2 separate regions of the Homo sapiens genome follow, and region 2 is linked to region 1. A link is an interaction called in ENCODE POLR2A ChIA-PET data of the cell type or tissue named here. Cell type or tissue: OCI-LY7. All regions are shown on one strand. Each heading gives the region's core, and the rest is flanking DNA. Links, peaks and the distances in the headings are about the cores only. Region 1 overlaps MBTD1 (mbt domain containing 1). Region 2 overlaps NME1-NME2 (NME1-NME2 readthrough).

What was found. Peaks named below come from ENCODE experiments on the same cell type or tissue, not always from the same donor. Only the 100,000 strongest peaks of a DNase experiment are listed, where the experiment ranks them.
Region 2: POLR2A ChIA-PET joins it to region 1 with 11 read pairs; 9 of 35 experiments call an interaction of 5 or more read pairs at or near these places.

Annotation. Positions count from the first base shown.
Region 1 is chr17:51,226,432-51,231,807 of GRCh38, forward strand. All of the region lies in intron 2 of MBTD1 (mbt domain containing 1), which reads right to left. Among named protein-coding and RNA genes, the nearest start is that of MBTD1, 31 kb to the right of the region's middle. In OCI-LY7, for the core only: CTCF peaks have their summits at 4,458 and 4,773; DNase peaks (open chromatin) are centred at 3,140 and 4,130; H3K4me3 peaks cover 3,418 bases; H3K27ac peaks cover 3,611 bases.
Region 2 is chr17:51,168,066-51,173,391 of GRCh38, forward strand. It overlaps NME1-NME2 (NME1-NME2 readthrough), which reads left to right. Exons shown (of 9, transcript NR_037149.2): 7 at 177-278; 8 at 1,872-1,984; 9 at 3,422-3,679. NME2 (NME/NM23 nucleoside diphosphate kinase 2) reads left to right here. Exons shown (of 5, transcript NM_002512.4): 3 at 177-278; 4 at 1,872-1,984; 5 at 3,422-3,679. The coding sequence ends at 3,539. Among named protein-coding and RNA genes, the nearest start is that of NME2, 4.3 kb to the left of the region's middle. RefSeq lists a silencer at 3,170-3,370. In OCI-LY7, for the core only: no CTCF peak of the experiment used is centred there; no DNase peak of the experiment used is centred there.

The sequences.
Region 1 (5,376 bases), core at 243-5,242:
GGTGGAGGTTGCAGTGAGTTGAGATCATGCCACTGCACTCCAGCCTGTGTGACAGAGAGAGACCATGTCTCAAAAATAAAATAAAATAAAATAAAAATCGTGGTGAAATATACATAACAAACATGATTTTTAAATTTGCCTTTCATCTCTAAAACTAAACTTCTAGACCAATTTGGAGTATCCAGAAAATATGGATGCTTTTTTTCTTTCTTTTTTTGATGACAGAGTCTCGCTCTGTCACCCAGGCTGGAGTGCAGTGGTATGATCTCAGCTCACTGCAATCTCCATCTCCCAGGCTCATGTGATTCTTGTGCCTCAGTCTCTCGAGTAGCTGGGACTACAGGTGAGTGCCAACATGCCCAGCTAACTTTTGTACTTTTAGTAGAGATGGGGTTTTGCTATGTTGGTGAGGATGGTATTGAACTCCTGGCCTCAAGTGATCGCCTGCCTTGGCTTCCCAAAGTGCTGGGATTACAGGTGTGAGGCACCGCACCCAGCCAACACACAGACGTTTTTAAAAATTGCTTTGGGCTGGGCGCGGTGACTCACGCCTGTAATCCCAGTACTTCGGGAGGCCGAGGCAGGCGGATCACAAGGTCAGGAGATCGAGACCATCCTGGCTAACACGGTGAAACCCCGCCTCTACTAAAAATATAAAAAATTAGTTGGGTGTGGTGCCAGGTGCCTGTAGTCCCAGCTACTGGGGAGGATGAGGCAGGAGAATGGCATGAACCTGGGAGGCGGAGCTTGCAGTGAGCTGAGATTGAGCCACTGCATTCCAGCCTGGGTGACAGAGCGAGACTCTGTCTCCAAAAAAAAAAAAAAAAAAAAAAAAAATTGCTTTGCTGGCTGGGCATGGTGGCTCGCATCTGTAATCCTAGTACTTTGAGAAGTCAAGGCTGGTGGATTGCTTGAGCCCAGGAGTTCAAGACTAGCCTGGGCAATATGGCAAAACTCCATCTCTACAAAAAATACAAAAATTAGCCAAGTGTGGTGGCTTGCACCTGTGGTCCCAGCTACTTGGGAGGCTGAAGTAGGAGGATAGCTTGACCTCAGGAGGTCGAGGCTGCAGTGAGCCACGATCGTGCCCCTGCACTTCAGCTTGGGTGACTGAGTGAGACCCTGTCTCAAACTCAAAACCAAGAACCACTTTGCTTGATACTTTATCATGTTGGAAAAGAAAAAAAAAATCACTGCTAAAAGCTCTGAAGGGTCTAACAGAAAATTTTGCCTTTCAGCTGGGTGCAGTGGCTCACGCCTGTAATCCCAGTACTTTGGGAGGCTGAGGCGGGGAGATCACCTGAGGTCAGGAGTTTGAGACCAGCCTAGTCCACGTGGGGAAATCCCGTCTCTACTAAAAATATATACAAATTAGCCGAGCGTGGTGGTGCATGCCTGTAGTCCCAGCTACTTGGGAGGCTGAGGCACGAGAATCGCTTGAACCCAGGAGGCAGAGGTTGCAGTCAGCCAAGATTGCACCACTGCACTCCAGCCTGGGCGACAGAGCAAGATTCCGTCTCAAGAAAAAAAAAAAAAAAGAAAATTTTACCTTTTACAATTTTAAGATGGCAAATATTTCAGAAATTGTAGGAGATAATATTTCTACATATATATTTATTCAGTTTTTAAAAAAACATAAACAATGGTTTAAAACCCAACCCAATTTTCTCAAGCTAAACAGTATTTCCTCAGAAAACCAAATACCACATGTTCTCACTTATAAGTGGGAGCTAAATGATGAGAACACATGGACACATAGAGGAAACAGCAGACACTGGGGCCTATTGGAGGGTAGAGGGTGGGAGGAGGGAGAGGACCAGGAAAAATAACGAATGAGTACTAGGCTACTAGGCTTAGTATCTGGGTGATGAAATAATCTGTTCGACAAACCCCCATGACACACATTTACCCACGTAGCAAACCTGCACAAGTACCCATGAACTTAAAATAGAAGTATTAAAAAAATTTCCTTTTCAAAGAAAGATACAAAGAAGTTATATCATCTTTAGTGAATGCTGGTCTTATGTCTCCTCCAAGATGTTGCCTCATTCAAACCACGAAAAAAAAAAAAAAACAAGACAAAACTAATATTGCTACTCTAACCATTTCCAAAATAAATTGCATAACTACAGGCTTTGTGAGAAGTGAAAAGAAAATAGGAGACAATAAAAAGGACAAAAAAAAAAAAAAATTGGGAGGCTGGGCGCGGTGGGTCACGCCTGTAATTCCAGCACTTTGGGAGGCTGAGGTCAGGAGTTTGAGACCAGCCTGGCCAATATGGCGAAACCCCACCTCTACTAAAAATACAAAAAAAAATTAGCCGGGAGCAGTGGTAGGCGCCCGTAATCCCAGCTACTCGGGAGGCTGAGGCAGGGAGAAATGCTTGAACCCGGGAGGCAGAGATTGCAGTGAGCTGAGATGGCGCCACTGTACTCCAGCCTGGGTGACAGAGTAAGAGTCCTTCTCGGGGGTGGGTGGGTGGGAAAAGGGAAAGGTATCTCAAATGCAAAATAAAAACAGGAGACGGGCCACTGGCTGAGGCCCAGCTCATGTCCCTAAACCTAACAAACAAACAAACAACAGAAAAAAAAAAACAAGAAAAAGAAAAAACAAATGGGCCAGGTGCAGTGTCTCACGCCTGTAATCCCAGCACTCTGGGAGGCCGAGGCTGGAGGACTGCCTGAGCCCAGGAGTTCAAGACCAATCTGGGCAACATAGGGAGACCCTATCTCTACTAAACAAACAAGAAAACAAAACCAAACCATTACAAAACATTAAGTGAGTTATAACCAGAGAGATGAAAACTATCAACTCAAGAATCTTTGAGATTTGGCACCTATCCTTTTTCTTTTGCTACACAGATACAGTTTTTTTTTTAATCCTCTCACACTACACTTTAAGCTAAAATTTTTTTTTCCTGGCTAGTCTACCTTCTTTTTGGTATTAAATGACCACAAAACAAAGCTAGTATTACATGACCAGTAACAAGGCTGAAATCTGTTGTCCTAAGTTTGACAAGATAAAACCATCCACATGTCATTGTCAGGTATTAAACATTTGCATTGAGACAGGAAACTAATTTTCAGTTGTATCAGGTGCAGCTATGAAAGCTACAAAAACTGATTTCTTAGTCCACACAATGGAAATATTACATTACCAAAGAAGTTCCCTTGGGAGGTTATATACACGTTCTAATAATGTTGCCACAGCCCAGGCATTTTTAGTATACTTTTTTTTTTTTTTTTTTGAGACAGAGTCTTGCTCTGTCACCCAGGCTGGAGTGCAGTGGCGCAATCTTGGCTCACTGCAAGCTCCGTCTCCTGGGTTCACGCCATTCTCCTGCCTCAGCATCCCAAGTAGATGGGATTACAGGCGCCCACCACCACGCCCGGCTAATTTTTTGTATTTTTAGTAGAGATGGGATTTCACCTCGTTAACCAGGATGGTCTCGATCTCCTGACCTCATGATCCCCGTCTCGGCCTCCCAAAATGCTGGGATTACAGGCGTGAGCCACTGCACCCAGCCAGTATACTTTTTTAGTACTGCCTTTTAGATACAATTTTAAAAAGAAAAACCTATCATTTGTGGACACTTCAGAATTATTCCTCCTGTTCCCTGCATCAGTCTTCCCTAGCTTGGTCATCTAACCTGATTCAGCAGATTTGGTTCTGAATAACTTTTAGGTATTTCTATAAATCAAAGGTATTTTCAAAGAATCAAGATTTGCTACAATCAGAAGATCTAAAAGATGAAGTGAGACCTTGAAGGCAATACAAAAGAAAAGTTCTAATAGCACTTTGAACTGACAATGTGGAAGGGAATGGGACAACCACATTTAGATACAGTGTGGTGTTATGAACACAGAATTCTGACAAACATGGGTTAAGACTCAACTTTGATACTTGTTAGCTGTGAACTTGTGCAAGTTATGGGTTTCTTCTCTTACTCATTCGACATTTATCAAGTATTTGTGGGTCTCATAGTAACCAAGGCTAAAGACAGAAAAGCATGCAAAGCAGACAAGATCCATGGTTTTCAGGAAGACTGTAAGCTACTGGTAGGAGGAAACCAAGCAAGGCTGTGTGAGGGCAGAGTCACTCAAGCAGGGGCGATTAGCTGAGATTCAGCAGTGAGGAACAATCTCAGTGAGGTAAGACCATGAGGACAAAAAGGCAGCCACTTAAATATCTGATGCTGGCATATTCTAGGCAAAGGGAAGTGCAAGACGAGGGCTTTTGGGCTAGAATAAACTTAGCACACTCGGAGGCCAGTGTGGCTGGCACCCAGTGTGAAAGGTATGGGAGAGGTCAGAGGATGTAGGGGCCAGATTATGAGGGCCCTTGTAGGCCAGGGTAAGAAACTGATTTTTTTCCTGGAGGCAATGGGAAGACATTATAAACTATTTATCACAGAGCCTGCTCTACACATTTAATAAACACTGGCTAGATTTTACGTTCTAATAGAGTCATACAGCTCACCTCCATTTGGAGGCGACCTTCTATACTCATAGTTTTTTTTGTTTTTTGAGACAGTCTTGCTCTGTTGCCCAGGTTGGAGTGCAGTGGCACGATCTCAGCTCACTGCAACCTCCGCCTCCTGAGTTCAAGCGATTCTTCTGCCTCAGCCTCTTGAGTAGCTGGGACTACAGGCGCCTGCCACCACGCCAGGCTAACTTTTGTATTTTTAGTAGAGATGGGGTTTCGCCATGTTGGTCAGGCTGGTCTCAAACTCCTGACCTTGTGATCTGCCCGCCTTGGCCTCCCAAAGTGCTAGGATTACAGGTGTGAGCCACCAGCCCGGCCAGACCTTTTATATCTATAGTTTTCATATAGGCTTGTCTACTATTAATATATAGCCAACTTGGTTAGCAGCTAATGTAAGATTATTGACCCTTAAATGTCAACCCAGAATATCTTATTCTGACTCTATTTTCAGGGAATATAGCCTTAAAATTTCAGGAGGTCAATGACTACAGATATTTTGTTTTCAATAATTACAAGCTGTTAGTATTTTTTTTTTAAAAGTACCATGGTCAAAGATGTTTGGGAAATTTTCCTCACGTCAAGGTCTTCTGGAGACTTTAATATGCTTATGAACATTATAGTGATTAAAGAGGAATATACAGTATGCAGTCTTTTCTAGAGTACCTTTTAGGACTGTTTTAGAGAAATGTTCTCTGATCTTTTCCATGGTCCTAGCACACACAGAAAATGATCATCTGCACAACACAAGGGGAATAAACCCCTGGATGCACCCAGCCTAAGGCCTCTGACTGTCCTAAGTATTGGAGGAATGAATACCTGGACATACTCCTAATCTAAGGAACACTAGTTCATAAGCTTTATTCTATTTAGGCAATGTGGTTTTCTGAAGTG
Region 2 (5,326 bases), core at 1-5,000, 59 kb before region 1:
TGGGATTTAAAAAATATTTATGTGTGTGTATATGTGTGTATATATATATATATTTCCACACACCACTTAGGAACGTGGGCTAGAATATAAAACCGGACTTGCTAATGGGAGGTTCAGAGGATGGGTTGGAGTCTTTCCAGCTTAGCTCCTAACTGGTGCCTCCTCTCCAATGCCAGGCCTCTGAAGAACACCTGAAGCAGCACTACATTGACCTGAAAGACCGACCATTCTTCCCTGGGCTGGTGAAGTACATGAACTCAGGGCCGGTTGTGGCCATGGTGAGTGCTCGTGGGGAATGAGAGAAAATGAGGAAAAAGTGCTCAGTGTTCTTTGTTAGACATCTCCCTCAGCTAATCTAAATTTTATTTTATGAATGGAACCTGCTGAAGTTACTTAACTGAGCAACTAGGAGCTTGGGAGGAGAAAGCAAATCAGACCTTAGAAATGGGAAGGATGTTAGCTGGGTGTGGTGGTGCACGGCTGTAATCTCAGCTACTTGGGAGGCTGAGGTAGGAGAATTGCTTGAACCTGGGAGGCGGAGGTTGCAGTGAGCCGAGATCGTGCCACTGCACTCCAGCCTGGGCAACAGAGCGAGACTCTGTCTCGACAAAGAAAAAAGATATGGGAAGGACTTTTTCAGGTACATGTCTCTATGGTTAAATAGAATCTCACTGCCTGCAAGAGTGGTAAATTTTCGGGCCAGGCTTGGTGGCTCATGCCTGTAATCCCAGCGCTTTGGAAGGCTGAGGCGGGTGGATCACCTGAGGCCAGGAGTTAATCCCAGTTACTCAGGGGGCTGAAGCACGAGAATCGCTTGAACTTGGGAGGCGGAGGTTGCAGTGAGCCGAGATCATGCCACTGCACTCCAGCCTGGGCGACAGCAAGACTCCATCTCAAAAAAAAATAATACTCAATTTCTTCTGTTTGACAAGTGTTTTAGACCTTAATGTTTCCTAGATTAAAAAACTTTATCCTATTTTCTCATGAAAAATTCAAAGGTAAGGATGTAAGAAGTTCTCAATCCTATACTAGAAGCAGTTTCTTCTGGATGGTGCTAATGTCCATTTGGGAGTGGAGAGAATATGAGGAGAGAGTGGCTGGGCGAGGTGGCTCACACCTGTAATCCCAGCACTTTGGGAGGCCGAGGTGGGTGCATTACAAGGTCAGGAGTTCAAGACCAGCCTGGCCAACATGGTGAAACCCCATCTCTACTAAAAAAATACAAAAATTAGCTGGGCATGGTGGCGTGTGCCTGTAATCCCAGCTACTCGGGACGCTGAGGTGGGAGAATTGCTTGAAACTGGGAGGAGGAGGAGGTTGCAGTGAGCTGAGCCACTGCACTCCAGCCTGGGCAACAGAACAAGACTCTGTCTCAAAAAAAAAAAAAAAAAAAATTGGAGAGAGTAAAATAGGGAGGCAGTGAAATTGTTGAGAAAGTAGATCTATTTCCTGTTCACCTTTTTCTTCCTTCTGCTGTTCCCTGGAATCCTTACCCTAGCATGTTAGTCTTTCTTTTCCCTCTTCTAGCAGTCTTCTGGGATGCCCTTCCCACTGATCCTATTCCAGACTGGCCACTTTCTCCTTTCTTCACCAGTTCTTCTGTGTTGATGGCTGCATAAGGATTCTGCAACATTGTTTATCTCTGTCTCAGCTAAACTGGGAAGTCCCCAAGTTGGACAGACTTTTCTTTGAATCCTAGCAATACGTTTGGAATGCAGTTTTTATATAGGCCCCTACTCTCTGCTGGGGTTAGCTGATAATCATGTCACTGATCGGTCTCATTGATGTGTCGTGTCAGGTAGGAGTAAATGTTAGACCCTACCTGTCCTGAGTGGCAGGTCTGATTATAAATCCATTTTCACACTTTCGAGGTCTGGGAGGGGCTGAACGTGGTGAAGACAGGCCGAGTGATGCTTGGGGAGACCAATCCAGCAGATTCAAAGCCAGGCACCATTCGTGGGGACTTCTGCATTCAGGTTGGCAGGTAAGTCCGGGGACAGGAGGGTGGATGACTTTTATGCAACACCATTTAAAGCAGACGTCATGGCGTATCCTACTTTCAGAAGAATCTGTGCCCTTTTTTTTTTTTTTTTTTCTTGAGACGGAGTCTCCTTCTGCCTAGCTGGAGTGCAGTGGTGCCATCTCTGCTCACTGTAACCTTCACCTCCCGGGTTCAAGCGATCCTCCTGCCGCAGCCTCCCAAATAGCTGGGATTACAGGTGCACACTGCCACGCCCGGCTAATTTTTGTATTTTTAGTAGAGATGGTTTCACCACGTTGGCCAGGCTAGTTTCAAACTCCTGACCTCAGGTGATCCGCCTGCCTCGGCCCCCCAAGGTGCTGGGATTACAGACATGAGCCACCGCACTTGGCCTGAACTTTTAGTTGGTGATTATCATTGTATAAAAACTTTCAGGCTGGGTATATCATTGTATAAAAGCTTTCAGGCCAGGGGTTTACGCCTGTAATCCCAGCACTTTGGGAGGCCGAGATGGGTGGATCACCTGAAGTCAGGAGTTTGAGACCAGCCTGGAGCCTGGCCAACATGAACCCCGTCTCTACTAAAAGTAAAAAATTAGGGCATGGTGGTGCATGCCTGTAATCCTAGCTACTCAGGAGGCTGAGACAGAAGAATCGCTTGAACCTGGGAGGTGGAGGCTGCATTGAGCTAAGATCACGCCACTGCACTCCAGCCTGGGCAACAAGAACAAAACTCCGTCTCAAAAAAAAAAAAAAAAAAGCTTTCACACATAGCTTCTTCCCTAGGTTACTTAATTTTAAGCAAGACAACAAGGGAGCCATAAGTGGTAATTCCTGTGTAGTACAGCAAAAAATGCTAGGTGTGGAGAAGGGAAGCATTCTAGCCACATCCATGAGTACTTTGTCCATGGGTGTGTCACTTAACCTTTTGATTCCCTCACCTGTACACAGTCTGTTCAAAACCTTTACAAAGTTGTGAGGTTGAAGTGGGATAAAGGGATTTTTATTAATAAGCAGTGTTATGTCATGGTTGGGCTTTGCAAATCAGTGTTATAAGAAAATGCAGCAGAGCTGGCCTATGATAATGAACACATCATATCTAGTTGGGATGTTGATCTGCAGTGGGTTTGAGTATCACTGTATTTTCCAAAATTTGCGGAGGAGTGTTTTATGTCTTCGGCAATCTTGGGGTACAAGCACTCTTTTGATGGGGAGGCCAGACTTGGAAGCATAATACAGTTGAAACAAGGAATGTTTTAAATCAAGCACTTTTACAGTTGTATAGCTGCTTTTAAAAGGAAATGCTTTGGGGGTATAAATTGGTCTGTTGCTTCAAGTGGCAATTTGGCTGAAAGAGTCTGGAGTGCTGTCCATTGCGGTACCCATTAAACAGACTTTTGCACTTTAAAACATGGCAACTTGTAATTGTTTTCTTTCTTAGGAACATCATTCATGGCAGTGATTCAGTAAAAAGTGCTGAAAAAGAAATCAGCCTATGGTTTAAGCCTGAAGAACTGGTTGACTACAAGTCTTGTGCTCATGACTGGGTCTATGAATAAGAGGTGGACACAACAGCAGTCTCCTTCAGCACGGCGTGGTGTGTCCCTGGACACAGCTCTTCATTCCATTGACTTAGAGGCAACAGGATTGATCATTCTTTTATAGAGCATATTTGCCAATAAAGCTTTTGGAAGCCGGACACTGTCTCCTTGTGCTTATTTGATACTGAGCTGAAAGAAGTGACTTGGTTCTCTGGCTATAGTAGCATTATGTACATCTCAATCCTGCTTGTCAAAGAATGATCTGATCCTGACGGAGTTTCGCTCTTGTTGCCCAGGCTGGAGTGCAATGGCGCGATCTCAGCTCACCACAACCTCTGCCTCCCGGGTTCAAGCGATTCTCCTGTCTCAGCCTCCTGAGTAGCTGGGATTACAGGCATGTGCCACCACGCCCTGCTAATTTTGTATTTTTAATAGAGACGGGGTTTCTCCATGTTGGTCAGGCTGGTCTTGTACTCCCAATCTCAGGTGATCTGCCCGTCTTGGCCTCCCAAAGTGCTGGGATTACAGGTGTGAACCACCGCGCCCGGCCTATTTATTTATTTATTTGAGACAGAGTCTCGCTTTGTCGCCCAGGCTGGAGTGCAGTGGCGTGATCTCAGCTCACTGAAACCTCCACCTTCTGGGCTCAAGCCTAGTTGGTCAAGTGGTTCTTGTGCCTCAGCCTCCCGAGTAGTTGGGATTACAGGTGTTTGAGCCGCTGCACCTGGCCACTTGTAAGAAAGATTTGTTGAAACTTGGAGTGAAACATACAGACTAGGGAAATACTCTAGATTTATGTATCTGCTGATTACAAATTGGGCAAGTTACTTATTAGGAAATGGAAGCCTAAAGACATCTGTGAAATGGACATATCTACCACTGTAATTCAAGGTTAATGAAATTATGTATATGCAGCTAACCTAGTGCTTGGCCTATAGTTGGTACATATTTCTGCAACCCTACCCCTTAATTTTTTTCCCTGGGGTGAGATACTTATTCATGCTGGTTTCCTGGGCTAGATGCAGTGAGTGGTTGCTAGAGGCATATTTCCTGCTTTTGAGGTTAATTTTGCTGGATTGGAACAGTTGTAAAATGTTAATAGCACCTGTCAATACAAATCATTTGTAGCACTATCACCTGCAATCAATTATAAATTTATATTTCCTATAAAAAACTGGTAAAAGCTAAATGTCACTCCTATATATAACAATCCTATGCTTTTTTTTTTTTTTTAGACGGAGTCTTGCTCTGTCGCCCAGGCTGGAGTGCAGTGGCCTGATCTTGGCTCGCTGCAATCTCTGCCTCCCGGGTTCAAGCAATTCTCTGCCTCAGCATCCCGAGTAGCTGGGTTTACAGGCGCCTGCCACCACACCCAGCTAATTTTTGTATTTTTAGTAGAGGTGGGGTTTCACTATCTTGGCCAGGCTGGTCTTCAACTCCTGACCTTGTGATCCACCTGCCTCGGCTTCCCAAAGTGCTGGGATTATAGGCGTGAGCCACTGCGCCCGGCCAATTCTATGCTTTTTATGTATACTGCTATGGTAAATATTAGACAATGACATTGTGACATAAGTACGTATTTGGTCTCTGCCATTGGTTCCTGGCACACAGCTCCTAAAATCCTTGTAATCTCAAATGTTAGGTTTCTTATATGCTAATGATATGACTGGTGGCTGTGGGGGCTCCTGGATAGCCTCCCTACAACCTCCAAGAAGAGGAGAGGGGCTAAGGTTGAATTGCTCACCAATGGCCAATTATGCCATCAATCATGCCTATGTAATGAAGCCTCCATAAAACCCCAGAAT